2 separate regions of the Homo sapiens genome follow, and region 1 is linked to region 2. Evidence: chromatin loops called from intact Hi-C (ENCODE). Cell type or tissue: heart left ventricle. All regions are shown on one strand. Links, peaks and the distances in the headings refer to the core of each region. The heading gives the core; the rest is flanking DNA. Region 1 has its middle 150 kb from the start of MIR4290. Region 2 has its middle 120 kb from the start of LINC03062.

Region 1 (14,905 bases), core at 6,569-9,068, 120 kb before region 2:
GCCCCACCCTGCCCCAGGCTGAACTGTGCATGTGGGCTGGATTCCCTGCTGCTCTGCTGTGGATTGAGGGAACTTCACCCTACGCACATGTTGATTTCTGATATCTGCCTTCCAGAACTCGGAAAGAATAAATTTCTGTTGCTTTAAGCCACCCAGGATGGGATGTTTCGTTACAGAAGCCCTAGGAAATGAATGCAGAGGCCTGTTTTGCTATTTGCACATGACTTGTCCTGCTGTATGCAGTGGTTGTCAAAAGCATGGTCCCCAGACCAGCACCATCAACATCCCCTGGGATCCTGTTGACAAAACAAGTGCCAGCCCCGGCCAAAGCTATTACATAAGAAAATTGGGGCGTGGGGGCAGTGATTTGTGTTTTACGGAGCCCTCCAGGGTATTCTGATGCTGCTCCAATCACCACCACTGGAGAGGAGGTGGGATGTCAAGGAAAGGGCAGGATAGGGACCGGAGGATGGGCCTGCAGGGGCCTGCGGCTGCTTCCGGCAGCATCCCTGGACAGCTGTGCTGGGCCTGTTGGCAGGAGGGAAGGCAGTCAGGCCTGAAGAGGTGGGTGTGCATACCCCACAAGGTGTCATCAGCTCCCAAAACTTGAGAGACTTAAGAATGCACCATCACACCTGTGTGTGGCCACACATTTTGTTCTGCAGAACTCCTAGTGCTCTGTGTCTTGGGCCTTACAGAATAATCATAGCCCACGGCCACTTTGCGTGGACAGTGGAAACAGTGCCAGTGGGGTGCTGTCACAGCCACGGATGGCCATGCCCTTCCCAGCTGGCTCCTAAAGGACACATCCCCAGAGTTTCTGCAGCTCCAGTGGCAAGGTATAGCAGGCATGGCCCCAGCTGGCTCCCAGCTGCTCCAGGCCCCCTTGGCTCTGTGCCTCTGTACACGGTGTCCCTGTCTGCTGAACTGTTCTGTCCCCACTGAGTCATCCTGTAAAGCAGCTCTCCTATGTCACCTCCCCTCGGCTGTTCTCTGTGCCCACTGCCTCCGCTGCTCACTCTATCTCAGCATGCAGCGAGGCCCTCAAGAGATCCACCCACACAGCCACCTCTTTCCCGACTGTCATCCTCCCAGCTGCCCCACTTTGTTCTCCTGGTGGCCCTCTCCCTCCCCGAATCACCACTTCTGTTCACTATATTACTTAATCATTGGGTTTCAGGATGCACTTAGTATGTACATGCACAGCCAGAAGGAAAGCTGACTCTTCCTCTTAGAAGCCCAGGCTGGCCATTCTAAAGTGGTAACAATCTCCAAATAATTCCTCAAACCCCGATTCCTTCACTGCTGTGGACACACAACCCTGTGGAGATCATATTCCTTGTTTTAACTACGACTTAGCAGAAAAATAGAAGGTGAAAGTTCATTTGGGTTATGGATGTGATAACTTTTGAATACAAGGTCACCTCCCTGGTCCCATGACAGTCCCAAACCCAGGTCCACCTCAAGCTGGAGCAGAACCAGCCTCCTCCTTCTCCCTGCCTTCTCTGGGCAGAGACACACACTTGTCCCTTGGGGCACTAGGCATAGGTCTATTGGCAAGGACTCCGAGGCCGCTTCTGCAAAGCACAGAGCCAGGACCTGCAGAAATGGCCGAAGGAGGGTGCTTTTCCTTCATCCCCTTGTCATGCACACTCATTGGAAATTTTCTTGGGCTCCTTCCAAAATAATTGATGCTTTAGGAAGGAATAGACAGATCAACAATGTGGGCGGGATGCTGAGTTGGGTCCTGAGACTGGGGGCCTGGAGTCCATGAAGAGATGTGCTCCCTGAGGAATCTTGGTGGCAAATATAACAAGGCCAGCCTCAGGTGTGGGGTTGGGAGGCGAGGTGGGGCGCTTCTCCCTGGAAAGCAGCTGCTGCCTGCTCAGGCCTGGGGAGGAAATGAAGCTTTCTGCTCATTCACTCACCTGCCAGTATGCACAGAAGGCAAACGGGGAGACAGTTTGACCGAGAGAACCATCTGTGTGGGTCAGCTCAGGCCGTGGTAATAACGTGCCACAGATCTGGCAGCTCAAACAGCAGAACTGTATCGTCTCACATCTCTGGAGACTGAACGTCTAAGACGAGGCTGTCAGCAGGACTGGTTCCTTCTGAGGCCTCTCCTCGCCTTGCCGATGGTGTCTTCTCCCTGCACGCTCACATGGTCATCCCTCTGTGTGTATCTAATCTCTTCTTCCCAGGATACCAGTCCTATTGAATCAGGGCCCACCGCAATAACTTTATTTTACCTTACCTCTTTAATGGCCCTGTCTCCAAATACACTCACATTCTGAGGTCCTGGGTTCAACGCCAACATATGAATTTGGGGGAACAGAGTTCAGCCCATCCCATCACCCCAACCCTCAGCTGGAGGGCAGCATGTCTACCCATCTAGGAGGTCACCCTGTTTCTATGTGTAAGAAGTCCAGGTGGTTTTTGGGAAACGCCATAGCTCCAGCCTGCAATGGTGCATGGAGCAGGGGCCAAGGCTGCTGATACCCTGGGCTGGCCCCGTCTTCAACTTTAAAGCAACATATTGAGAGGCTCTCTGAACTGTACACCATGTTCTTGGCCACCTGACAAGGGGAGAAATAGGACAAAGAAAGTTGTGTGATGAGGCAGAGGATCTTCACAAGCACAGGGCAAGAGTGGGGTGGGATGGGGGACTGAGCTGATCCCCGGGGGGGATGAGGGAGTGTCACACCTTCCAGACCCTGCACACCATCCTCAGCCTGCTGGGATGGCCTCCTCCCCTCTGGAGCCAACCTATCCTGCACCACTTTCTGGGTACGTCCATGCTCGTGGGGAAAAGGAGCAGATTCTCTGGCCCTTAGGATACCTGAGCTTGTCCTAAGCAGCCAGTTTGGACCTGCACAAGCCTGATTGACTTCAGGATGTAGCCAGACCACAGATGGTGGCCTTCCTTCTTCGCTCTATGTCCTTTCTTATGCACGTGGATCTGAAGCCCTTTGCAGCAATTTTTAAAGGGAAAAACATAATTTTTTAAAAAATGGCATGGAGCAGCTGGGCGCAGTGGCTCACACCTGTAATCTCAGCACTTTGGGAGGCCGAGGTGGGTGGATCACGAGGTCAGGAGATCGAGATGATCCTGGCTAACACGGTGAAACCCTGTCTTTACTAAAAATACAAAAAATTAGCCGGGCGTGGTGGCAGGTGCCTGTAATCCCAGCTACTCGGGAGGCTGAGGCAGGAGAATGGTGTGAACCTGGGAGGCGGAGCTTGCAGTGAGTCGAGATCGCGCCACTGCACTCCAGCCTGGGTGACAGAGCAAGACTCTGTCTCACAAAAAAAAAAAAAAAAAAGGCATGGAGCAATTGACAAGTCAGGATGAGAAGCTGAGAAGGTGTGGAGTGGAGAAGAGAGATGGTGGAGGGCCTTGCAGAGGGTGAGGCACCCCGAGAAGAAGAGGGAGGCCCTTGTGAGTTAAACCCATGTGTCCAGGGACAGGGCTGAGCTGGGAGGGGTGGGGCTCACCCATTTTATTTATTTACTTACTTATTTAGTCTTTTTTAAATTTTACTTTTTTATAAAACTTTTTTTAACTTTTTTCTTTCTTTCTTTCTTTTTTTTTCTTTTTTTTTGAGACGGAGTCTCATTCTGTCACCCAGGCTGGAGGTGCAGTGGCGCAATCTCGGCTCACTGCAAGCTCCACCTCCCGGGTTCACGCCATTCTCCTGCCTCAGCCTCCGGAGTAGCTGGGACCACAGGTGCCCGCCACCACACCAGGCTAATTTTTTTGTATTTTTAGTAGAGACGGGGTTTCACCATGTTAGCCAAGATGGTCTTGATCTCCTGACCTCGTGATCTGCCCGCCTCGGCCTCCCAAAGTGCTGGGATTACAGGCATGAGCCACCGCACCCAGCCTCCTTCTTTCTTTTTTAAGAGACAGTTTCCCTCCATGTTGCCCCTCCTGGCCTCAGGTGATCCTCCCACCTCTGCCTCCTGAGTAGCTCAGCTTACAGGCATGAGCCACCGCACTCGACTAAGGGGGAGTCTGGGCCTTGGGGAGCTGTTGTCCCCCATAGTCCTGTGGACTCCTGCAGATGATGAAGTAGCCAGCTGGAAGGCTTTAGGATAAGAGTTGAGCATGTGCCTGCCCTTCTGCCATCAAAAGCAGGTGTGATGGGGGCCCCAGAGGATACGTTAAACTTCAGCTCCACAGATGGGGGCGGTGCATGGATGCCCTCGTGAGCTGCCAGAGCTGCCTTCTCCTGCCCTCAGCACCCTTGGGACCTGCACAGCTGGCACGCTGGGGGGGTCTGCCATGCAGTAAGGAGGAATCAGGCTTTTGAATAAAGAGGAGAAGGCTAGCTGGCTGCAGTTCCTAAACACGCACCGAGGGCCTCTCAGACCAAGGCAGGAGAACTTCACGGGGTAACTCACATGGCTGCTGACTGCTTTCTGACAGAAAAAGAGTAGGAGAAAAAAAATTAAAGTGAAGAGAAAAAGGACAGAGAAAGAGATCAGTGCGGAAGCTGCCAGGCAGTTTTTCTCTCTGTTTGCAGTTTCTAAGAAGAAGCAGCATTGCAGGGCACACACAGGACTTCTTGGTTGCCGTGGGCACAGACACTCAGCAGGAGCTGGTGAGGAGCTGGCCAGGCCTCGGGGAGCCGCTGCATGGACGCCCGGGGAGCTGGCAAGCCCATGTCCCTCTGGACACAGTGACAGGCCACTCCAGGAGGCCCCCATCTAGATGTTCGTCAGACTTCAACCCCAGAGTAAACCCAAACAAGGCAGGGGTTGAAGGAGGTCACGTCTAAGCCCTAACAGAAACTTGGCAGTCAGCTGTCAGGGAGCGTTTGGCCATGCAAACCAGACTCATGGATTTACACAACAAACAGGACATGCCCAAGCCTGGTTGTTTAGATTGTTCCTGCATTTAGGTTTTAATTGTAGAATTCAGGCCTCCTCCCTGGATGCCCTGAACACAGCCCAGCCTGGGCTGGCTCACACTGCGGGAGCAGATCCTATCACCTTCCTCAGGCTGGGCCTTTGTTAACACTGGTTTTGTAAGCAGCCTGCTTCAGCATCCAAGAGGCACTCAAGGGTCTGCCCAGAGCAGGAGGATGTGCAGTAGGGCTGCTGCTCACCCAGCCCCGTCGCCCAGACCTCTCCACCAGGTGCTTCCCAGAGGGAAGTAGAGTGTTCCTGAGAGACCTGGGCAGAAGGAAGCAGGACTAGTTAGGGCCTGTGTCCCTATGTGTGGACAGAGGGCTGGGCCACACTTGTCCTTTGTGCACTCTGTTCATAATAACTGCTTGCTGAGCATCTGGGACTGCAGGGGATGTGCCTGTGAGAGGCACAGTCCTGGCTCTCGTGACGTTTGCAGCGGGGTGGAAAGGAGCCCAGTGCCAGGCTGGGAATGTCATATTCACAGAAACGGTGACAGCGGCCATGGAAAGTCCAGAGGAGGCCATGCTGAATGGAGCCGTCCCCCGTGTGGATGAGATCCTCCCAAACTGGGCACCTCTGGGCAGCTTTCAGCCCAATCGGTAGAGTTTATTTCCAGTTCAGTGGGGTGCCCCGGTTAACCCACTTTGGGAAGAATCTCCTTGTATTTGGAAAGAGCTGTGCTCATACCTTGAAAGGGGGATTGGACCTCATGAGCTTTCATGAGGGTGCGGGGTCTCCAGGTCCCCCAGAATTCTCCGGACACTTGCTTAATTTACTACCTCAAGGGGCCTCTGAGCAGCACTCAGAGAACTGAGTGCTCAGAGAACCCATTTCTCTGAGTGCAGCACTCAGAGAACCCATTTCACAGATGGAAACGGAGGCTGGACCTGTCCAAGGGTGGCCCAGGGCACAGGTGAGCTGGGAGAGACAAGGTCCTTGGGGCCCATGCTTGGCTCAGCACTGCCCCGAGGAGTCAGGACGGGGCTCCAGAGAGCACACTGGCAGGTCTTCAGCCCGACCCATGATGCCACATCCACGACAGTCAGACCTCCCGACAGCGATGGGCTGGAGAAGAAATAACCTTTTTTACTAGTCTACTTTATGCCTGAGGCTTTATGAGCATTAACTTATTCAATGATCACACCATCCCCATGAGATGGGTAAGGTTAACCTTGGGAAACTGAGCTTTCTAGGAATTAGTAACCTGCTGTCATTACATGGAAAATGACAAATAAGAGAGGGGAACTCAGCCTTCCCTGGGCCCACAGTCCACCCTCTACCCTCATACTGCCTGATGGTGCTCAGAGAACTCTGGCAGGGTTTGTGGTGGTGAGAGGGAGGCCTGGCGTCCCTCCAAAGACTTTGAGACTCTCAAGTGCAGGCCCCCAGACCTGCAGCATCAGGACAGAAATCCAAGACTCCAGCGTGAGCCCCCAGCCTTCCAAGTGAGAAGAGCTGGGAGAGACAGCCCAGCCCAGCAGGTGGAAGCCCTGTGGTGATAGTCCGTCCCCTGGGGAGTGCAGAGCACTGTTGACAGGTTGACCTGGCCAGAGCAGGCCCCATACAAGCCATATCCCCTTCTGCCTCCCGCAACCTTGCTCTGGGCTGTGGATAGAGCCAGGTGGGTCTGGGACCCACTGCAGGAGCCACATGCCCAGAGCAAGTGCAGGCAGGCTGGGTCAGCGCAGGCGGGCAGGAGAAACTGAGAACCAGGTCCTGCCTCAGGCCTGGCCACTGGGGTGGGCTCCAAAACACTCCACCCGGGCAAAGAGGGACAGACGCCGGGCACCTGACCCCAACTGGGGGACATCTGATCACCTCTGCTCTGTACAGTACACAGAGTAGAATGTGGGACAGATAATTCCAGGGAGCTGCCCTTTCTAATTAGGTGGTGAAGTCAGCATGAACTTCAAACAGGGCAAAAATAGGATCCTAAAAATAGCCTGGGGGAACTGTGAGGGGAGCAGGAGGTGCTGCCTGGAAAGTTCCGGGGCCTGGGCAGGACAGTTCCCACGTGGCCTCCAAACCAAGGGGAAGCCTCAGCTGACCCCAGCAGACCTCCAGATGCAGTGAGAACCCAGAAAGTCAGGGTGTGGGGCGGGTCATGTGATGAGAAAATTCCTCAGGACTTCAGGGGTGCGAGCCGGCACATTTGTGGCCCAGGGAGTCTTTCTCATGGTGCTATCTGCTTCATGGCTCTTTAAATATTGCACGGGGGTGCACACGTGCTCCTGTATGCATGGGCTTGCTCCTGCAGGTATAAGTGTATGTGTTTATCATTGTTTAGCAGGGACGTGATGGCTCGCCAGGCCTTCCAGACACTCCCTACGCAGAGTGCAGTCCCTGCACCAGAGCGATGGCAGTACCCAAGAGCTGGTTAAAACCACAGGCTCCAGCCTGCCCCAGACCCTCTGAGTCAATACTTGCATTTCCACAGGGTCCAGGGGTGACTTGGTGTTCAGGAAAGTGTGAGAAGCCTGGCTCCAGGTGTTCAGAGGCATGCCCCAAAGCACAGGGATGGGGCTGAGGGTCTCACGGGGTTTTCCTGGGGGTCCAGGCCCCAGCACACAGGGGCTGCTATAGGCAGGGGCTGGGGGATAGGGACCTGAGATGTGGCTGTTGGCTGAGCAAGGCCTGGAAGCTGGCCACCTCTGGAATGAGAATGCTCAGAGTCTGGTCCAGGCGTTGGCCCAGGGCTCCTGTTGGCAAGCAGGTAGGTGCTGAGCAGCACAGGGGATGCCTGCCAGGGCTGTCTGGGACCCCTGATGTCACTGTAACACACAGAGGCACTCCTGAGTTCCCAGCTCATGCACATTGAGAGAGTCCCAGCTCCACAGGACCTTCCAAAACACTTACGAAAGCTCCTACTACACCACAGGATGGGCCCCCACCGGGAGTGAGACTAGTAGGCTCCTTCACTCAAGGGCTCCCAGGCCTGCTGGGGAACAGATGCACAAAGCAGGTAATGGCAGAATACCATGGAGGCTGAGGGACCGAGCTTCAGCTCCGGAGTTGCCAGACCACAGGGAGCCACCAGCCAGGTAGCCAGCCCTAGTGTGGGTGTCCAGCCAGCCTGGAATCAGTGACTCCTCGTACAATGGTTTGTGCTTTTCTTTCTCTAACTGTGTCTTTCCCTTCATGTGAAACTGTTGTTTTAATTGAAATATAATTTACATCCAACACAGAGCACCCATCTTTAGAATACAGTTTGATTTGTCTTGACATTGTATACACCCAGGTCACGGTCCCCACACCAACATACAGAACACGTCACTATCCCAGACAATTCCCTCTGAAGACCGCCACTATTCTGACTTCTGCCACCATAGCTAGGTGTGCTTTTGATATTCATGTACGCTGACTTAATTCTGTGTGTGGCACTCTGCGTCTGGCTTCATTTGCTTAGCCTGAGGTTTTGAGGTTGATCCAGAATTGGGTATATCAAGGGAGGCCAAGCTCACTTGTTTTCATTGCTGCATAGAATTCTAGCATGTGGATAAATCACATTTTTTTTTTAATTCATTCTGTGACCAATGGACATTTGGGTCTTTCCCAGTTTGGGGCTATTATGAATAAAGCTACTATGGTCATTTATTTTTCTTTTTAAAGTATTTTTAAATTTATCAAGGTGAAAGTCACATAACATAAAATCAACCATTTTAAAGTGAACAATTCAAGGTCACTTAGTACATTCACCATGTTGTGCAATCACAAGTTGTATCTAATTCCAAAACATTTTCCACACTCCGAAATAAAACCCCATAAAGCAGCATCTCCCCATTTTCCCCAACACCCAAACCCCAGGCAACCACTAATCTGCTTTCTATCTCTTTGAATTTACCTATTCTAGATATTTTCTATGAAAGGAATCAGATAACATGTGGCCTTCTGTGTCTGGCTTCTTTTACTCAGCATAACATTTTTAAGACTCAGCCCTGGCCGGGCGCGGTGGCTCACGCCTGTAATCCCAGCACTTCGGGAGGCTGAGGTGGGCGGATCATGAGGTCAGGAGATCGAGGCCATCCTGGCTAACACGGTGAAACCCCGTCTCTACTAAAAATACAAAAAAATTACCAGGCATGGTGGCAGGCACCTGTAGTCCCAGCTGTTCGGGAGGTGAGGCAGGAGAATGGTGTGAACCCGGGAGGCGGAGCTGGCAGTGAGCCAGGATCGCACCACTGCACTCCAGCCTAGGCGACAGAGCAAGCCTCTGTCTCAAAAAAAAAAAAAAAACAAAACAAAAGGATTCAGCCCTGTCATAGTATGAGTTAGTGCTTCATTCCTTTTTAGAGTTGAGTAATATTTCATTAGATGGGTAAACTATGGAGTCCTAGCTGGAGAAAAGGAATCAGGCTGGTGGGACCAGGAGAAAGTAAGAAAAAGCAGTTAAGCTCTAAGTCTGCCTTTCTTCATGATCCAGAACACACAGCCCTCCCGCGCAAATAACTCATAATCTTCCTGTGCCCAGCTATCACCAGAACCTCTGCTGATAGAACAGTGCAAGTTAGCTCACTGCAGCCTTGGTGTTGTCAGTACTGCAGTCGCCCTCTCCAGCACAAGCATCATCCATCATCCTATAAAATCCCCACCAAGCCTTTGGCTCCTTGCAGTCAGCTCCTCCCTTGCTGATTTGCACGTTCTTTTCTTGCAACGTATGTTCCCATTTTCTCTAATAAATCAGCCTTTCTCTACCTACAACTGTCTTGGTAAATTATTTTTACTGCCCATGTGATGCTGGTCCCAGACAGTCGCTACCCATGATATAAGCCACAATTTGTTTATGCTGCAGCATCTTTGTGCATATTTTTGGCAGATATATGCACTCATTTCCCTTGAGTATATTTCAAGAAGTGGGGTTGCTGGGTCATGGAGCATTTGTGGTAGGTGTTTGGTGAGCCTTAGTGGACACTGCCAAACAACTTTGCCCCAAGGAGTGCTCAGTCACTGAGGTCCTAACCAATCAGGAACACTAGGGGCAGTACTTGGATGGTCAGTCGGCTCTGGTGGACAATGTAGACATCCTCCTCTGTTGTCCAAGCCTGCATGGGGACAGCTGTGGGCCCAGCCTGGTAAGCCTGGGGTCCAACCTCTTAAAGCCCCATGAGCCAATGACTCTCTGAAACCCTGCCACCTCCCAGGACCCCTTGACTGTAAGCCCCTGTAACCCATGAGACACTAAAGGTAACCCTTCCATCCTGGGCTCTCTCCCTGCCCCCTTGGTTATCCCCAATCCACCCCCAGCCAGAGGTGTTGTCTCTCTATTCTGCCCTGCTCCCTCAGGGTGAACCCACATACCTCCTCAGGGAGTTTAGAATTGTGCAGATAAAGCTTAGAACAGGGCTGCTCTTGGGCTCAGTAAGACAAACCCCAGGGAAACCAAAAAGTGCAAAGGCCTGGCTTCTGTGTTGCAGTGTGTTGTGTTGCAGTGTGTTGTGTTTGTGTTACAGTGTGCTGTGTTCTGTTCTGTTGTGCTGGGCTGTGCCATATTGTACTGCATTGTGTTGTATTGTGTCATACTGCATTGCATTGTGCTATAATTTATTGTGTTGCATTGTATTATATTGTGTCGTGTTATATCTTTAATGAGAAAAGACATGAGAAAGAACTCAACTTAACATATGCACAAACCACCCTGGCACATCATCACCTCTTGGGTGTTCTTAGTTGCCAATCAGAAGTAGATTTACCTGGTTCCAAGAAGACCAAGAAGGGCCCTCCAAAGATCTGGCCTGGGGGTCTTCGACCAGAAGGGCTTATGCACATCATCTCCATCCACTAGAAGCTACCAGGCAGTGGTCTTCAAGTCTGGAGACACTTGGAAATCACCCTGAAAATTTAAACAAAGTGACATCCAGGCCACAGCCCAGAGGTTCAAATTAATGTGTGGTAAGGGCTCAGAACCACCACCTTCCCACATCTCTCTCATCCGTTCACCATCTTCTGTAAGCCCCACATGGTTGGTGTAGTCACAAACAGAACCTTGTGTGAATGCATTCAACTGAATGCTAGGCCCTCTGCCTGGTAATGAAAGGCCATCTCCAGGCTTGCAGCTGCCTGAGGCCTTAAGGAATCAATGCTTAATCCCTCAACATCAGCCCAGCGTTCATCTTCCAGGCCCCATGAGTCCACTAAGGGGCCCTCTTTTTGGCCACGGTAACTTGTAGCGGAGGACCATTCACAGGGAAAAGGTAATTAAAAGGTGGCCCAGCCCCTCAGCCGTTCTTCCAAGGAAAGATAGCTTATTGTTTTCCGTTGTATTTCCCTGGTTGTGCACAGCTTTTCAGGGCGACTCTGAGCCAGGTGGTAGAGACTCACGTTGAGCACCCACACAGCGCTGCACTGGGGACTTTCAGAAGCATGTGCCCAGGTGAGTGGGTACGGGGGTCCTCACTGAGCAAGTTCTACAGCCGCAAGAGCACCCATGCCCACTGTGCGGGCGGGGATGCACGCATTGCTGTTCACCTCCCCCTGCATTTCCTAAGGGCCCCGTGCACTGATTTCCTTTCCATAGAACATATATCCCAAGGAGATAGACACACCAAGCACACACAATCACATAACATGTGAGATGTTCTCAGCACCATTTCTTTGGTCTCCCTTAAGTAAATACATTAGCAGCCTCTGGTGTACTTTCCACTGTGAGAGCAAATAGTCGAGTACATACAGCATGTGCCATAAGGACACAGGTACAGGAAAGAGGCCGGAGCATCCCTGGACACAGTTTTCTGCCAAGCCTCAGCCATTTGTCACTGAGGTTCCAGTTGTGAAACAAACAAAGTGGGCTAGGGCCTGAATGCAAAATCACCAAGACATGGTGTGGTCTTTAAGGGCATTTGAAGAGCTGTTTTCTCCTTTGCCTTGATGTTTTTGTGCACGTTGGACCATGCCTACATTCACAGAAAACACAGCACAAAGGCAGCAGAGTCTCTGGGGCTGGGCTGTCACCTACAGAAAGGTACAGGATTGGCTCCAGAGGGCAAGGCAGGGAGCAGGCAGGGTGACCCAGGCTGGCTCCCACCAGTCCCTTCCTAAGAAGCAGGGGTAGGATCTGTTTAGAAAAAGGTATCTGGCCAACGTTCTTGATCATCCATGGGACACACAGCAGGGAATTTGGTGCCATGACCCATGTTCTCTATCTCTTCAAAATAAATTGAAGTCAAAGAAAAACCAATTTATTTACTGTTTTTTAATCATCTAAAGGATTATAAAGCTTGCTTCAAAAAAATGTGCCTGCTTACTTAGTATAATCTAACTTTCAATGAATACTTTCAACCGCGCAATTTCTGGGCTAGCTACCTACTTAACAAGGCTAGAGAAGAAGGGATGGGGAAGGGGCCAGTTTTTAAAATCTTATGTGTGCAGATCAGAAGTCTTTGGACCAAATGTCACAGAGAGTACTGGACATTACATGACTGGTAGAGAAGGTTTTTCTGAAATGCAATTATCAAAAGAAATGTGAGGGCGGGCCCAGTGGCTCACGCCTGTAACCCCAAAACTTTGGGAGTCTGAGGCGGGTGGATCACCTGAGGTCAGGAGTTCGAGACCAGCCTGGCCAACATGGTGAAACCCTGTCTCTACTGAAAATACAAAAATTAGCCAGGCGTGGTGGTGCATGCCTGTAATCCCAGCTACTTGGGAGGCTGAGGCAGAAGAATCACTTGAACCCAGGAGGTGGAGGTTGCAATGAGGCGAGATTGCACCACTGCACTCCAGCCTGGGAAACAGAGTGAGACTCTGTCTTAAAAAAAAAAGAAAAAGAAAGAAAAGAAATGTGAAACACCTTTTTAAATAGCTTAATGTATGAATATTTTCTACAGGCAGATTCTTTACCATAATCATATGTTGAAATGACAACTTTTCTGAAAGGGCACTTTTCATCCAGCCATCCCCGCAAGGCCTAGCATCTCCTAAGTTTCTGTTAATGACTTTGCAAGCTACCACTAGCTCTGCAGGCATCTTTATGTTTTTGCTGTTTCCCTTTGCCTGTGATCTCCATGCCAGCAGCTATTCATTGGCTGCAAATCAGTAGTAATTTAAGTGACCAGAAATATGTTTACAGCTAACATGGGTCTGTATGGACAGCAAAGTTCATTTAGGAGCCTCAGCAAGGCCTGCAAGGGAAGGAGGAGGGGGAAGACAGAGAAGGAAGAGAAGCCTCAGGCGGATCTGAGTCCCAAGTCCTGAGCAGTCTTCAGGACCCCAGGGGCGTGCAGTTCCTGGAAAAGCTGCCAGGCATCAGGCTCCTCTCAGAACCGGCACTCAGCATCGTCAACACACCCCACGCTGTCACACACTCTTTTTTTTTTTTTTTTGATTTGTCATTCCTTTTATTTCTATGGCATATTGAAAAAGTGGACAAATAGGGCCAAAACAAAGCAGTGGGATTCTTTTTCTTTTTAAAACTTTTTTTTTAATTATACTTTAAGTTTTAGGGTACATGTGCTCTTAACAGGCCAGGGTTATATGGAAGCCACAGGACTTCCCACCTGCATTTCCACCACAACACTAATGATGACACCAACATACACTCTTCGGGCCCCCTCTTCATCACAACTGGCTTTCCCTTTTGGTCCATTACAAAGTCCCCATGAGTTTTCTAAATAGTCCTTTAGGCCATGACATGCCCCACACTGCAGAAGGAGCAGGCGGGGAGCACACAGGGCTTGTTCTGCCCTGGACAGCTTCCCCACATCCTCCACAGGCTCAGGAACCGCAGCTCTGATCCGGGCAGTGCTTGGCAGAGGCCCTCTTGGCCGGGGAGCAGCATTGCTGGAAGTGGGCGGGATGGCTCTGACTTCGCTGGCTGCTCCGTAAGGTAAGACAGTCCTTACGTTAATGGGGGGTAGAGGTGGGGTACACATGGAGTGGAGAAGAGCAGGGCTGGGGAGGCTACCAGGAAACCATGGAACGGAAACACCCTGGCCACAGAAAAGCATCTCTGCCGGAGTTGAGCTCCTTACACGCGTCTTGGTTTTCCTCACCAGGGTCCCTCTGATGCACCAATGCCCTGTGCCTGCACCACTCTCCATGTCACTCGGCCACCCTGGGAGGAGGAATAAAGCCAATTTGTCTCAGGTGGGGGCTTCTCTGTTTCTAGCACACTGTACATCCTCTCTGGGTTGAGCTTCCGAGTGAGGGATGAGAGACAGCCACCAGTCCTTTGACATAGGCCCCCACCGAGGGCATGTTGACGTGCCCTCCCCTTAATCTGCATGACTCGGGGTTTACTTTGACCAGTAAAGTCTGGCAAAAGTGCCAAGACATGAAGCCAGGTTCTGGGCCAAGGCGTTAGGAAATAGCCATGTCCTCTTCCCTCTCGGGGAATCCTGAGCCACCATCAGGAAGTGGGCCACCCCCAGAGGCTGTGCTGAAGCTCTCTGAGCCATGGCCCTAGCTGATCCCCACCTGCCACCACCCCATCAACACCCCAGACACGAAAATAAATACAGTTTAGATACTCAGACACTCATTTTCCGGCAGAATGCCAGCACGCTGGCTCAGCCATGCTACCTGAAGTTGAAGAATTGCCCAGCCATGCCCTGCCCTAATCCCTGACCCACGAAAATCAGTCTCAGGGCACTGAGTTCTGAGGTTCTGCTACCCAGTGGGTACCCTGATGCCCTGCTCCAGTGTCCTCCTAATGTAGATGTTATTTCCAGGCTCCCACTGGACTGACCATGAGGTCTCCCTTAACTGTGTTAGACAAGAGCAGAAGTCCCCTCATGCTGACCTGGTGTAGACCCACACACCCAGTGTGTGTGTGGCATTCTCTGGGTTTGGGGTTTGGGGTCCAGTCTCTGAGGGCATCAGGAGTTGCAAGAGGAAGGGAGGGAGCTATGACCAAGACAAATGCCTGCCCCCTCCCTGAGTGGGATGCCAGGAGTTCTCCTCCTTAGATCCTTTGGCTTGAGGCCTAGCCATGTGGAAAGTCGCCCTGTCCACAATGTAAGACCAGCCCTCAGTTGCTCTGGGATACGATTTCTCAACCTTG
Region 2 (14,905 bases), core at 7,515-10,014:
CAGAAAATTTTGCCTGAAGAAAAGATTTTGTTAATAAGAATAGAAAAACCACCATTCAATTGCTTCATTGGGAAATTAGATCATTTTAAAATATTTATAATTGAGCTGTGGAGGTGGGAAAGATAGAATCCAGGTCTCTGTGATCCAGGCTGGCCCATGTCACTGTGCCCTTCCTTTCCTTACTCCCTCCTCCCCGACCAAGCACCAGCACTCCAGGCCAGCACAAGACTTGAGCCCTCTGCTGACCTGCTTTTTGGAGCAAGCTGACAGCCCAGGTATACCAGGTCAGCTGGTGACTGGGACAGTACCAAGGACTCAGGCCAGTCTGTGACAAAATAAATGACAGTAAAGGCATCATTTCTCAAATGTCAAGTGAGTGGCAAGAATAACCATCTGGGGCTAGGGGCAGAAGTGGGGATTGCCTGCAAATAGGCATAAGTGGTCTTTTTGGGGTGGGGTGACAGAAATGGACTGAAGCTAGATTACTGTGATGTGTGAACAACTCTGTAAATTTACTAATAATCTTTGAATTTGCACTTAAAACAGGTGCATGTTATGGTGGTAAATTATACTTCAATATAGATGTTAAAATTTTTTTGAGACAGAGTCTTGCTCTGTTGCCCAGACTGGAGTGCAGTGGCACAATCTCAGCTCACTGCAACCTCTGCTTCCCAGGTTCAAACGATTCTCCTCCCACAGCCTCCCAAGAAGCTGGGATTACAGGTGTGCACCACCAGGTCGGGCTAATTTTTTTTATTTTTTATTTTATTTTTTTTAGTAGAGATGGGGTTTCACCATGTTGGCAGGGCTGGTCTTTAACTCCTGACCTCAGGTGATCTGCCCATCTCAGCCTCCCAAAGTGCTGGGATTACAGGCGAGAGCCACTGCACCTAGCCAGCTGTTAAATTTAAATTTTTAAGTTAACTATATAGAGAGGCATATACAAAAACACACACATATTATATATAGGATATATAATATATAATATATGTAGTATATATAATATTTTGATTTTTATATATGACTGTGACATATATATTACATATATATGTCATATATATATGACTGTGCCTCTATTGAGATATACATCTATCAACACAGGCATAACAAGGAGAGTGAGACAGGGGAAATAGGAGCAACTGAGGAAGCTTCAGGACGTCCTGCAGTCACCAAGGGGGTTCCTGGGGCATGTCACATGGGCTGTCCTGCAGCCGAGCTTCTCAGAAGGCTCACCGGCCTGGCGCTGCCCTGTCTTCACCTGCGTCCTCTGGATTTGCATGTCCTCTGTCTTGCCAAGATGGCTCCTGCCCAAAACCTCCCATGCTGCCAGGTCCATGGGATCTTCTGTCTTCATCTTATTCAACCCTCCCCTGCACACCATATGATCAACCACACCCTCCTTGTTGAAGGCTTTCCTCTCTTGGCTTTTAACTACCTATGCTCCCTCAATTTTTCCTCCCTCCACAGTGGTCCTTCTCCCTCAACATCCACTGCAGGATGCCCAACTCTTCCTTGAACTCATTCAGCTCTCGAAGCCCCTAAGTGACCATGTTCCTTGCAGCTTCGTTCTGGGTTCCCCTTCGCATTTACCCACTCTCCTTAAAGATTGCATTTATTCCTATGGCTTAAAATACCGTATATGCACCAACAAGCTCTAAATGAACATCTACCGCCCAAGCTTCTCCACAGGCTCCTGCTCCTGGCTTAAGTGTCAACCTGACATCTGCACAGAAACTTCATCACCAGCCTACAAAGGTGGTCCCCAGTGACCCATGACAGCTGATGTCATGTCCTGTGCTGCTCCACCCTCATTGAATCTGGCTGGACCTGGGACTGGCTTTGACCAGCAATGTGGGAGTGAAGCTGGCGCTGCTGCCTTGGCCCTGTGGGAGGCCTGAGCTGACAGGTGAGAAGTCTAACTGCCCTCCTGGAGAGGCCATGTGGAGAGGCTCTGAGACTCCATGGACAGAGAAAGGCCTAATTCCCCCATCCCAGCCATGCTCAGCCTCCAGCTGTCCCCACAAATGTACCAGATATGGTCTAAAGCCATGCCAGGTGTCCCATCCACTGTTACCAGCAACTCCCCATCAGGACCTGTCACAGAGAGCCCATTAGGACCAGCTGAGGAACCGCCCAGCTCTGCCTAGCCAATCCAGAGTTTTTGCTGTTTTAAGCCACTACATTTTGGGTGTTTTTTTTCTTTAATGCATCAATAAATAACAGGATATCCATATCAGATCTCTTGATTTTCATAGCCAAATCTGTTTCAGGTAGGGATGACCTGATCTGATTTGTGTGTGTTTGTTTGTTTGTTTATTTTTACAGACAGGGTCTCACCATGTTGCCCAGGCTGGTCTCTAACTTCTGGCCTCAAGCAATCTTCCCACATTTAGCTTCCCTGGTAGCTGGGATTATAGTTGTGAGCCACCATATTGGGCTCTGATTTGCATTTTAAGACAATCACTAGCTGTCCGGTGGAGAATTGATTGAGGAACAGAGAGTAGAAAGGAGAGAGAACAATTAAGAAATTTCACTATTTCAAGGGAAATGGCTGCTGGAGAAGAGCAATGGTTATGCGGGTGTATTTCTCTGCGTGTGTGTGTGTGTGTGTGTGTGTGTGTGTGTGTTGGGCAGATAAGAAGACTGCAGAGAGAGGGAGGAGTCTAGGTTCCAGGCCTGAAGAACTGGGAGAACACTGGTTTCATTTCCCAGGATGAGGATCTGGTCATCCCTACCTGAAATCCAGCAATGGCTTTTTCTTTATCTTAACTAAAACCCAAGCTCCTTTTCATGGCCCGTAAGTCCCTGCATGTTGGAGCCACTCCCCTGCCCTTCACCCTCCACTGGTACCATTTCTGGCACTTCCCTCCTTCCACCCTGGACTTTTTGGTTCTCAATGGCACCCACTGCTTCACCACCACAGGATTCGTGTATTTGCTGTTCTTTCTGCTTAGAGGATTTCTCCCACAATTGACATCTCAACTTTGATGGCCCCTCCTCAGCGAGGCCTTCGCTGATTCAGTCAACAACAGCAGACTCCCACTCCATCACGTCCCTGTTAGGATGTGGCTCAGCTCATGGGTCATGTCCATCTTAATACATACTAAAATAGAACAGTTGTTGCTGATGCTATTGCTTCCTTTTTTTTTTTTTTTTTTTGAGACAGAGTCTTGCTCTGTCGCCTAGGCTGGAGTGCAGTGGTGTGATCTCGGCTCACTGAAACCTCCACCTCCCAGATTCAAGTGATTCCCCTGCCTCAGCCTCCTGATTAGCTGGGACTACAGGTGCCTGCCACCATGCCAGGCTAATTTTTTTTTTTATTTTAGTAGAGGCGGAGTTTCACCATGTTGGCCAGGATGGTCTGTATCTCCTGACCTTGTGATCCGCCCACCTCGGCCTCCCAAAGTGCTGGGATTACAAGGGTGAACCACCACACCCAGCCTGCTTCTTCTAATATATCCTTTCCACAGACTTTAAGACCCACAAGCACACTGATGTGTCTGCATAGGGACACAGCTGCAACCCCAGTGTCTGCAACATCCCTGGCATTCAATAGGCACTCAGTGTTTGTTGAGTGAATGAATGGGCCTAAGACCTTATTGGTGCATGTTGAGAGTGGATAAAAACAAAGACAAATCGGCCTCCCTGGTTAGAAATGGATTTTTAGCACCAAGTAAAGGCCTGGGCATTGGCCCTTGTCATACGGGCAAGCTGTCATAAGACTTTAAGAAATAGAGGATTGTCATCTGAGCTTCTGGGAGCAGTAGAAAGAAGAAATACAGCCTCATGTCCAAATATCTCAACAGCCTCTTGATCTACATCTAGAATGGAGAGGTAAGGGGCAGGGATGGGGTCAACCAGTATGGAAACTGCCTTCTGCCATTTCAAAAATTCAAACTTCATTCCTCTGATAAGCCTCAAAACACCCTTCCTAAATACAAACATGTACTGATTTTGGTCAAAGGCACTGACAAGTTGCCCAATCTGAAGGCTCAGTGCTCTGTCCTTTATGGGACAATGATGAAGGGCAAAAGGGACAGGAACAAAAATGCCTCCACAAAGCAGGCATACTCTTTACATAAGACTGCCTTGTCCTGGCCGGGCATGGTGGCTTACTCCTATAATCCCAGCACTTTGGGAGGCTGAGGCGGGTGGATCCCCTGAGGTCAGGAGTTTGAGACCAGCTTGACCAACATGGAGAAACCCCGTCTCTACTAAAAATACAAAATTAGCCGGGCGTGGTGGTGCATGCCTGTAATCCCAGCTACTCGGGAAGCTGAGGCAGGAGAATCGCTTGAACCCAGGAGGCAGAGATTGCGGTGAGCCAAGACCTGCGCCATTGCACTCCAGCCTGGGCGACAAGAGCCAAACTCCATCTCAAAAAAAAAAAAAAAAAAAAAAAAAGACTGCCTTGTCCATGAAATCGATATTTTCTTCATATAAGACTTATTTAAAGAACTGTTCGTGGTCAATTTATAAAAATTAGAAAGGAAAAAGTTCGTGAAATGTATGCAGACCACCCCTGCTCGATAAGACCATGGATGTGTGATCCTGAGCTTGTCTTCCCCGCACCTTCGAATTCTCAGCTATGTTAGAAAGTAGGAGGGTTTAGAACAAAAATAAAAACATTCGTATCGAGTTATCATGATGACAGACTGAGATAAATGTGCAATACGTGGTCATTTATGAAGAGTTATGCATATATTTGTAACAGGTCTCAGCTGAAACCAAACTGGGATTTCCACTCTGGCCGATGAAGGAAGGAGTGAGCGGGTGTCCCTGAGTAGGGTTTGGTTTTGTTTATTGCCTGGCGGAAAGGAGAAGGGATTTTGTAGCAAGTACCTGGAGGAGAGAGATGTCAAAAAGAGGCTACAGCTCCCGACTTCTGCAGGGAGGATGAGCAGGGCTCCAGAGCAACAGCAACAGCAACATTCTCCATGAAAATGTCTGGCAGCTCTGGGGACCAGGTAACAAAACAGACAAGTGTAGTGGAAAAGGCACTCCCCATACCCTCCATTTCAGCCAGAATTTCTACATTAGGTCAGAGGCAAGCAGGGGATCCTGGGACCTGAAAGGTCTGCTGCTTAGGGACACCAGGGCAGGAGCAGGAATGGGGCCTATGGACACCCGCGGGTGGGAATGCTGATGGAGGTGAGGCTGGCAGGAGACAGGCCAGGTGCACCCCTAAAGCGCAGTGAGACAGCATCCGACGAAGCTGCAGAACTGGGAGTTTCATGTTATTTTTGTTTTGTAAGCATAGAGAAAGCTGCTTTGGGGAAGAAACAAAACACTCCTTAACCTGAATCCTGGCTAATCCAAAATCAATACATGTTGCACTATTACCCAACTCCAGATGACCCAGCAGCCTCAGAGCCTTGTTGTTACTGCCTCAGTGATAAAAGTGACCAGTAAAGCATGGTCATCATTACCTTGTCAATAGTACCCCCTCCCAATCCACTGCCCCAAGTCATTCAGGCATGTGCTCCCCACTCTCGAACCCATGACAGACCCCCATGGTGAGCTTCCCCAACCTCAGACGCCACTGCTCCCAGAGACTTGCTCGGCCATCTCCAGCTGGAGAGCCATTTCTCCAGAAATATGTTGGCTCTTTGAATTCATCATGAAACAGCTGGATATCTATATAGCCTCGTGCATTCAGGCATAGATAAGACTTTATTTCCTGAGGGACTCTATGGCAATGGAACTACTTATGATTCTCTGTCAATGGTTGTCCACCACTGTTCTGCTATGTCCGTCCTGTCTGTCATTTCAGCGACCGGCTCCTGGAGCAATGGTAATCTGAGACACAGCTCCTGGTCCCTCTTCCAGCGTCATCATAGCCTGGGGGCGCAGGAAGGATAAATAATAATTACAGCGCCACTGTGTCAACAGGACGGTATTTTGTCTTGCTTGGTTTGTGTTTTGCTCATTCGCTGCTAAACCATCATTGGTTACTTGGGTACACGAGGGAATGGAGGAACTGTTGAACAGGAAAACAACAGGAACTGTCACTCAAGCAAAGCCCTCTGTGCTGCTACCCAAGGGAAGGCTTTGAGGGTAGAGAATCAAGAGTTGGATTTTTAACTAATGGCAGACATCAGCCCCAAACGAAAACTGACCAGGATCTTGCAAAGAGTGTGCATGATCTTAGGACAGATTTCAAGGCCAATGAGTTACAGAAAAGATCTTGAGGCCACAAAGCATCCCAAAGGGTCCTTTGTACTTCTGGGTAACAGGTATGAATATCTTCCAAATGAAATAAAATCCTGTAGATTTGCGATAGCTAATAAATGAATATTTCTAACATTTCTCAGTATTTTCCATTGATTATGAAGCAAAATAGCTTATTTGCAATTATTAACATTTTATTGATTCAAAAAAATGTTTTTGTGCTACTATTGCACTTTATTCTGCCCATATTTTTTATTATCTACCATGCTGGATAAATTACTGATTTTCAGTTAATAAAAACTTCCCTAGACCTTCTGTAAAGCATAAAAGAATCTCTGATTCCTAAATGCTGTCGGTATCAAAGCAGCCAGAACTCATCCTCCCTGGGAGACGTGGTGACGACAGAAGACGCTTCGGTTTCTGCCCTTGCCCTCATGGCCTGATGAGAATTTGCTTCCATTCTTAGTAACCTGTTGGGTCTGCACAACCCATGCCTGCTGCTCTTCCTCATCCCCGCAAGCCTTTCCTCAGATCTGACACAGACTTCCTGAGCTAAACCCTCTCCCAGGAAAGGGCCCTATCTCCTCTTCCCCTTCCCTGGTCATATGGAGACCTGAAGTCCTAGACTTCCAATGAGAGTAGTCCTGACTTGATGCAATATTATTTTTTCACTAAAAATGAGTTTTAGCCGGGCGTGGTGGTGGCTCATTCCTGTAATCCCAGCACTTTGGGAGGCTGAGGTGGGCAGATCACCTGAGTTCGGGAGTTTGAGACCAGCCTGACCAACATGGAGAAACCCCGTCTCTACTAAAAATATAAAATTAGCCGGGCGTGGTGGTGCATGCCTGTAATCTCAGCTACTCGGGAGGCTGAGACAGGAGAATCACTTGAACCTGGGAGGCAGAGATTGCAGTGAGCCAAGATGGCGCCATTGCACTCCAGCCTGGGCAACAAGAGTGAAACTCGGCCTCAGAAAAAAAAAAAAAATGAGTTTTCATCCTATTTTTTGAAAGCTGCACTAGGGACATTGCATATAAGAAAGAGCTCCATTGTGAAAATGTCCTATCACCTCGTAACCTTGGCAAGCCCACACTCCTACAGTCCTTCCTGTGGAAACGCAGGGGACACGGCACAGAGCCCTGGCTGGCTGCTCAGCTCAAGTGTCCCAGCCCAACCCCACCACACAGCAACTCTGCCAGCCACTCCCCAGGAAGCTCTCCAGGTATGACTGTTGCTGTGCAGCACCACTTGGGAGAAAATACCTTACATGTATAACCAAGTGAGAATTAATTTTAGAATTATTTAAGAATGTTTACATTGGAAACAGTTGTCTCTTGACCTAGGAACTGGAAAATGAGGCTGTTGTTGTCAGGGCCCATACCCCTCCATAGGCAGTGTCACCAGCAAGGGTGTGGACGCATCCTGCTCACTAGATCATCAGCCACCTATGGCCGAGAGGCGGGTCTAACCTTCCCCACGTGTGGCCAGGATGATGTCACGTGTCCCTCCAGCCCTGGAGACCACATTTCCCAGCCTCGTGGGTGGCTGGGGTGGGGAGGGGGTCCTGAGAAAGCTCTGGGAAATTGATTGTGAGCAGAAGTGACGCGCATCTTACTCAGGCTTGGCCCTGAAGCCTCCCATGGGATCCTCCATGCTGTTTTTCTCCTCATTCACCTCCTGGATTCACAGAATCCAACTGAGAAACCCAGGGCCCAGGAGGATGGCAGGGCCACGTGATGGAAGGGCCGTGGATCTCTGAGTGATGGTGTAGGGTGCAGCACCCCACCTTGACCTACAGCCAGCCCTCATGGATGGGGATGCCAGAAAGAAAGAGCTTTGGGGCTGCGGGTGGAAGCCGATTCCCTGGACCAATACATCACAGCATCTGCCAAGCCCCTGCCAGGGACTCCAAAAACCTGTGTTGAATGGACAAAATCACCAAGTGAGTAGAACACGAAAAGATTTCCTGACAAAAGAGTTGAGAACGAAATGGCCCTGTGCCCAGATGTGGGTCCATAGGGCAAATGACCCCACTTAAGGTGTCAGGTATCCAGCTCAGTTCCTGAAGCTGGATTGGTGACCAGGGCACCCAGCTGCAGTCCCAGCAGGACCTGCTTCCACTAATCCCAGGCACAAGAGACCTGGGGGACATTCTCAACCTTAAGGAAGCAGTGAAGCGGCCTGGAACCATGTGCCTAGTTCTGTGCTCACTCTACCCCACCCGACCAGGGTGAGACGCACACAGGAAGGCACAGACTGACCTGTGGTCTTGTAAGAGCCAACCATAGGCTCTTTCCTCAGGGAACAGGGCCCAGCGAGGGGGTGGCACTAAGCTTGCTCTAGTTGGCAAAACTCCACCAACCTCCAACACACGCTGTCCTCGCCTCACCTCCAGCCCAGTCAGCATAACCTTTAGACCACAAACTTTGTCAAAGGTTACACACACAGCACACAGGCCTGGCTTGCCAGGGAGGGACAGGCAGCAAGCCAGTGGCTTTTGCCAGCAGTCCCAGCCAAACCTTTGTGACAGGACACTGTAGAAGGTGACTCCTGGGACAGAATAGATAGTGTGGTAAGGGTACAAGTGAATTGATGCATTCAAGGGCTGTTTCGAGTCCTGGGGGTGCAGAGATGGAGAGACTCCCTGAGGAGTTTGCAGCTGAGAGGGAAAACCTCACCAACAGACCACTGCAACTGGCACAAGCGAGCACCGCCAGGCATGCATGTGCCCTGTGACATCAGAGCACAGAGGAAAGAATACGCAAAAGGTGGTCAGGGGAGGCTTCTGGAGAAGGTGTGGTTTGCATTGTGGGTGCCCTGCTAGCCTGACCTTGGGTCTCTGTTTTCCCACAGAGCTGCAGGCCCTACTGCAATGCCGGGCTCTGCCTGAGGATGCTCCCTGCACACTCCACTCAGCCTCTCCGGGTGGGTTCGGGAACTGATTGAGAGCCTGCCTGGGCAACAAAGCTGGTGATGGGAGGCACTGCAGAAGTCAGAGGGTAATCTCCCCAGCTTCTTAGCCTCCAGAGAAGACAACACCAAAGCCAGTTCTGCGCTTGCCCTTGAGGTCTCCAGGGACTGTGCCCCAGTGTCCAGTGGTGACAGCTCATCACATATAGCATGCACGTCCTACACTTGCCAGCACTTCCTGGAATAACTTCAAGAAGAAACCTTTGGAATCAGAGGAAACCCTTGGAGTCAAAGGAAAACCTTGGAATCGAACTTGTTGCAGGAACACAGATGACGGAGGAGGGAACACCCAGAAGAGAGTGAGAGTGTCAGAGGTTGGGGACCCGGCGCACACAGTCCTCGCATATGAAACAGCATCTGGTATATGAGAAACAGCTCAGGGCTTCTCCGCAGCCAGGGCTGTGTGGCTGAGAAGTAGGCAAGGGGCATGTCACAAAGAGGCTGGTGTGCACACTGCCATTTCACCCATGTGTATTACGAAAGCATCCATCCAAAGATGTGTGCAAGGAGGCACATAGCAGCTTTGTTACTCACTATTGCCAGCTGGAAAGCATCCAGGCATCCATCAACAGCGCAGCACTACCTCTGTATGCTGGAACACTCCTCAGCAATTAAAAGGAGCCAACTGCAGATGCATGTAATCGGCCACACAGATGAATCAATAAACCGGAAGCGTGTATACTCTACGATTCCGTTTATACGAATTTCCAGAAAAGGCAAAGCTAAGCTATGTTGACAAAATGCTGCCAGTGTTATCTTTGGGGAGTTGAAGGTGGGGATTGGCTGGGAAGGGGCAGAAGGGAACTTTCTAGGGCAATGGTGATGCCCTATATCTCTATAGAATTTGGATTATGGAAGCGGATGCATTTGCCTAAATACATCAGATTGTTCTGTTAATATATGTTCATGTCTTTGAATGAAAATCTGACCCCTTCCCCCCAAAAAACAACTGCTAACAAATACTGAAATCTAGTCAATAACATTCATGCTAAAGTGTTAGGGTGGCATGTACTGATGTCTGAAACTTCCATGCAATGCATTAAAAAAATGAGATGGACATGGTGATAGGGCAGAGAGATGGAGACATGTGGTAGAGCAAAGATAGTAAAAGGTTAATCATGGGATCCAGTTGTCAGGAGGATGTCCACCTACACTGTGAACACAATTCTTCACTGTACAATTATGTCAGCTTTTCTGCATGTTGTAAAGTGTTTATAATAAAATGTTAACAGAATAAAGGAACTAAGGTGCCATGCCAACATCAAGACTGACACACATTGCAGCAGAGGTATGGGGGCTCCTAAGGGTGGGTGACACCATCACACTGATGTTGAGAAGGGCTAGGGAGGAACCAGGTTGGTGTCATGCAAAATGGTTGTGAACACAACAGTTAGCAAGCTGTCTTGTGCTTCACTGAGGAGGAGCATCAGTGAGATAGGTGTGGCATCTGGAGACTCCCAAAATGCAGGGGTGCCAGGACCCAGGGGCAAGAAGTCAGGGTGACACCTGGTTCCTGGCTTGAGTTGCTCGTGGATGTGGCCTAGATCCTGAGCTTTAGAAGAGACAGCTCTGGGCATCTACAGGACAGGGTGGCCTGCCCCTGGGCCTTCAGCCTCTGTTAGTGACTGTCCACTGGAAGCACTTAAATACTCCGAACTTCAGAACTTAAATACCCAACACTCAGAGCCAAGCATGTGTCTTTTCCCTGACAGTCCCAGGAACGGCCTGGTGAGAAGGAGGTGGGGAGAGGGAGAACTGGTTGCCTGCCTGTTGTACTGAGCTTGCCTTGCCCAGAGCTCCTCTGCAATGCCCTTGCCCTCCCACCAGCAGCACCCACTTTTCCTACACATCAGCTTCAACTGAGGACGCTTGCAAGTCTTATGTCCACCCTCTGTGCTCTTCTTTCCTGTGGGTGGGGATTCCCTGAGGATGGGATGCTGCTCATCCTCAGTTGGGCCTGCATTACTTCAGGGGAGTCAGGCAGGCCACCAGCCATGGCTCATTCCAATGGGAGAACCTGGCCACCTACCCAAAGGTGCACACACTAGCAGGCGGGCAGGCTGGAATCCAAGGCCAGTGTAGGTGGACTCTAGAACTTGGACTTTTTCTGCTACTTCCATGTGATGGCAAGCAGTGGGAGGAAGAGGAAATATACAGCAATTTATTATTTGCAAATGAGAACTTCCCCAGGATACTGAAGCCCAGGACAAGGGTGTGGTTTCAGATGCTCTGGGCATTTTGTCATCTGTGTGATTTTTCCCTTTCACTGGCAAAGGTGAGAATGTGTAAATCAATTATATAATGCAAAAAAGAGTTACCAAGCAAGTATTCACTGGGAGAACAAGACCCATTTAAAAAACAATGGGTTCGCATACTGGCATGATTTTCCAAAGTGGTATATTCAATTCTTTTAAAATAAATGTTTTTCCAGTTCTCCGTATGGAGGGCACCAGCTGCCCACGACCACAGTGACTTCCCAAGTATACTCTGGTGAAATGTCTGCTGGACTCTGCTGTCCCAGTTGACCCACACTGGAGCCTCAGCCCTGGCCAGCTGAACGAATGTGCTGGAAGGAGCCATCAGACTCACCCACAGAACAGCTTGAACCTAGAGACTACATGTAGCAGGGGTTATGGAAATCCCCAGCTTAAACAAAAGAAACTGAACACAGTGACCTACTCCAGGGCCCTGCAGAGGGACCACAGGCTGTGTCTGAAGAAGGATATGCCTGAAAGGACCCTGGATGCCCCCATTCTGCTCAAGAAGACAACATGGCCCAGAGCATGGATGCCTGGCTTCTGAAGCCAGACACTCTGGGTCCAGGTTTCAGTTCCCTGCCCTTACCAGCTCTGTGAGCATACCTCAGTTAACTCATCTGTGTCGTGGGGATAGTAACTGCATTCCCCTGTGTGGTAGTAGAGACCCAGTGGACCCTACACATAAGGTGTCCTGCACGCAGCCTACCCTAGACAGCCCCCAACGCATGCTGGTACCACTGTCGATGTTCCCACAGATGAGAAGCCATAGAGTCACAAAGCCAACAGGAATCCTACCCAAGTCTCTGGGGATATCCAAGCCTACAATTGTTCCAGCTTCATAATTGCCCGGACTGTTCCCATCCACTTTCTCTACTGCCTGTGAAGGAAGTCCCAGGGCAGCTATAAATTTTGGCAGAAAAAAAAAAAACACATCACTAATTATAATCCTAATGGCTTCTCTAAATAAATGAGGGGCTCAACAATCCAGGGGTTGCAACGCAGGTGTCCAAAAGAATGCAACCTTTGATTATCGCAGACGTGATGCTGTGCTGTAGGAGCCAGACTCAAACAAACGCACCCTGCATGTTGCAATGATATACCTTCTAAGATAGATGAAAGTCAGCTATGGTTTCAGAGATAAGGATGGTGACCAGGCTTGGAGGGTGGTTGGCACTCAGAGGGAGCCTCTGGGGGCTGATATTGTCCTTTCTCAGGCTGACAACACATTTGGGTTCACCTTGGGAAAATTCATCATGTTGTTCAATCCTGGTGTGTGCCCTTTTCTATATGGAAGAGATATTTCAATAAAAAGAGTTCCCCTAAAATGCAATGATTCCCGCGTTGTCACCTGGAGAAATATCCAGGAATGATCAGAGAGTAGAAACAGTATTACAAACAACAAGAAAAACATAATTATGCAAAAATTCTGTGGGCCAGTGCTGGAACAGCTATGAGTATCATTTCAAATATCATTTCAAACATCAAGACTGGTCGCAGTGGCTCACGCCTGTAATCCCAGCACTTTGGGAGGCCGCGGCGGGCAGATCATCAGAGGTCAGGAGTTCGAGACCAGCCTGGCCAACATGGTGAAACCCCGTCTCTACTAAAAAATACAAAAATTAGCCAGGCATGGTGGCAGGCACCTTAATCCCAGCTACCTGGGAGGCCAAAAAAAAGTTTTCTTTTATAATAAAAAAAAATTAATTAAAAAAATTTAAAAAAACAAAAACATCAAAGAGCAGTGGGAAATGGTTCTCTGTCACTTTTATTAGGCAGCTTACACACTTCCAAGCTGGCTCCCAATGCCCCTGCCCTGGTCCCAGGCCCCTTCTCTGGGTCACCAGCCCACATATTCCTTCCCCACCCTCACCCCTCTACCCAAAAAGGGGGACACGTGGCCCAGCCCCCTCAGCGCCTAGACTGCCTCCATGCCCATGTGACTGGTGCCCCGCCTTGATGGTGGCAATATTTTTAAAAGAATTTAAAAGATTAAAATCTAGGTTTTGAAAACAAACAAACAATTCACATGAAGCTATTAACTGCGGTTGCCACCAGGGTCAGCCTGGTGGAGATAAGAAGGAATGTTGACTTCTTCAATTAAAAAAAAAAGGAGCGGAGGCGGGTGGATCACCTGACGTTGGGAGTTCACAACTAGCCTGACCAACATAGAGAAACCCTATCTCTACTAAAAATACAAAATTAGCCAGGCATGGTGGTCTACGCCTGTAATCCCAGCTACTCAGGAGGCTGAGGCAGGAGAATCGCTTGAACCCGGGAGGTGGAGGTTGTGGTGAGCCGAGATCATGCCATTGCACTCCAGCCTGGGCAACAGGAGTAAAAACCCCTATCCAAAAAAAAAAAAGAAAGAAAGAGTTGTTTTTTTTAACTTTTATGTTATTTAACTTTTATGTTATTTTTTTTAATTACAGAAGAAATAACTCATTACTTTAAATCGTATATACAGTGTGGATACATTTAAAAACTCAGTGGTAACAGACTAATCAGAGCAACTCTGGAGAAATAGCTGGTTGTCCCGGCTTTTCAGTCAAGGACAAATCTTCTCCCATGGATCCTGGTGGGGCCACTCAGGGCAGAGCTCCAGGCACTGTACAATTTCATAATTGAGTTCATCTTACATTAGTGCAATTCTCTTTGTCTCAAAATGTTATGCGGGTGTTTCGGCATATTTGTTTATGTTTACATGGTCTTTCTCCAACTTGTTTGTAAGTTCCTGAGGCCAGATCCCAGGAGATGCTCTTTCCTAAGGGGTCTCTGCTCTCTTGGATTCTCCCAGCTTGTGACTGCATTTCAGAAGGATCTTTAGTAAGAGTATTGTAAGATTGAAACCCTAGACAAAGCTCTGTCTCTCTATAAAAACTCACAGGAACACTGGGCAGGCTGCTGTTTTTCAGAGACGGCCACAGCTGTGTGTGTATGTCTGGGTATATGTGCATATCTTATACCACATGCTCCCCTCACAATGTGATCAACACTCCTCCCCCTAGGGGGTTTTTGTCCTCACCCTTAAATCTGGGTAGTATATATGCATGAAGAGAGCCTGGCAGCGAGGATGCTGTGGGGTGGCCAAGGTGAGGTCATAAATAGCATGTAGCTTCCTTTGGGCTCTTTGAGGACTCATCCTGGGAACCCAGCCACCATGCTGTGAGAAAGTCCAACTAGCCATCCGGAGAGGAACTGAGGACCCAGTTGACAACCCACAAACCTGTCAAGATGTAAGAATGAATTATCACCAGTCAGATGTCCCAGCTTGGGCCTCAGACATGGTAGAGCAGAGAGGAGCCGTCCCCACCATGCAGTCTCCAAATTCCTGACCCACAGGACCCACTAGTAGTTTCTCACACTAAGTTTCCAGGTAGCTCACCACCAACACAGTTACCGACAGCTCTTGTCACAGAAGGGAGGCAGCAGAGAGACGGCATCCTTGGAAAGATCTGTTTTTGACATTGACAGGCCTGGAACTTCCTCCCCGCACCCCAGCAATTCCT

Evidence for each region. A loop is a pair of places that touch in the nucleus more often than their neighbours do. Peaks named below come from ENCODE experiments on the same cell type or tissue, not always from the same donor. Only the 100,000 strongest peaks of a DNase experiment are listed, where the experiment ranks them.
Region 1: it touches region 2 in a loop (2.7-fold over the local background); 8 of 110 quality-filtered maps call a loop at or near these places.

Annotation. Positions count from the first base shown.
Region 1 is chr9:89,864,950-89,879,854 of GRCh38, reverse strand. No RefSeq gene overlaps it. Among named protein-coding and RNA genes, the nearest start is that of MIR4290, 150 kb to the left of the region's middle. In heart left ventricle, for the core only: no CTCF peak of the experiment used is centred there; a DNase peak (open chromatin) is centred at 7,614; H3K27ac peaks cover 1,562 bases.
Region 2 is chr9:89,750,742-89,765,646 of GRCh38, reverse strand. No RefSeq gene overlaps it. Among named protein-coding and RNA genes, the nearest start is that of LINC03062, 120 kb to the right of the region's middle. RefSeq lists enhancers at 7,282-7,781, 7,782-8,283. In heart left ventricle, for the core only: no CTCF peak of the experiment used is centred there; a DNase peak (open chromatin) is centred at 8,618.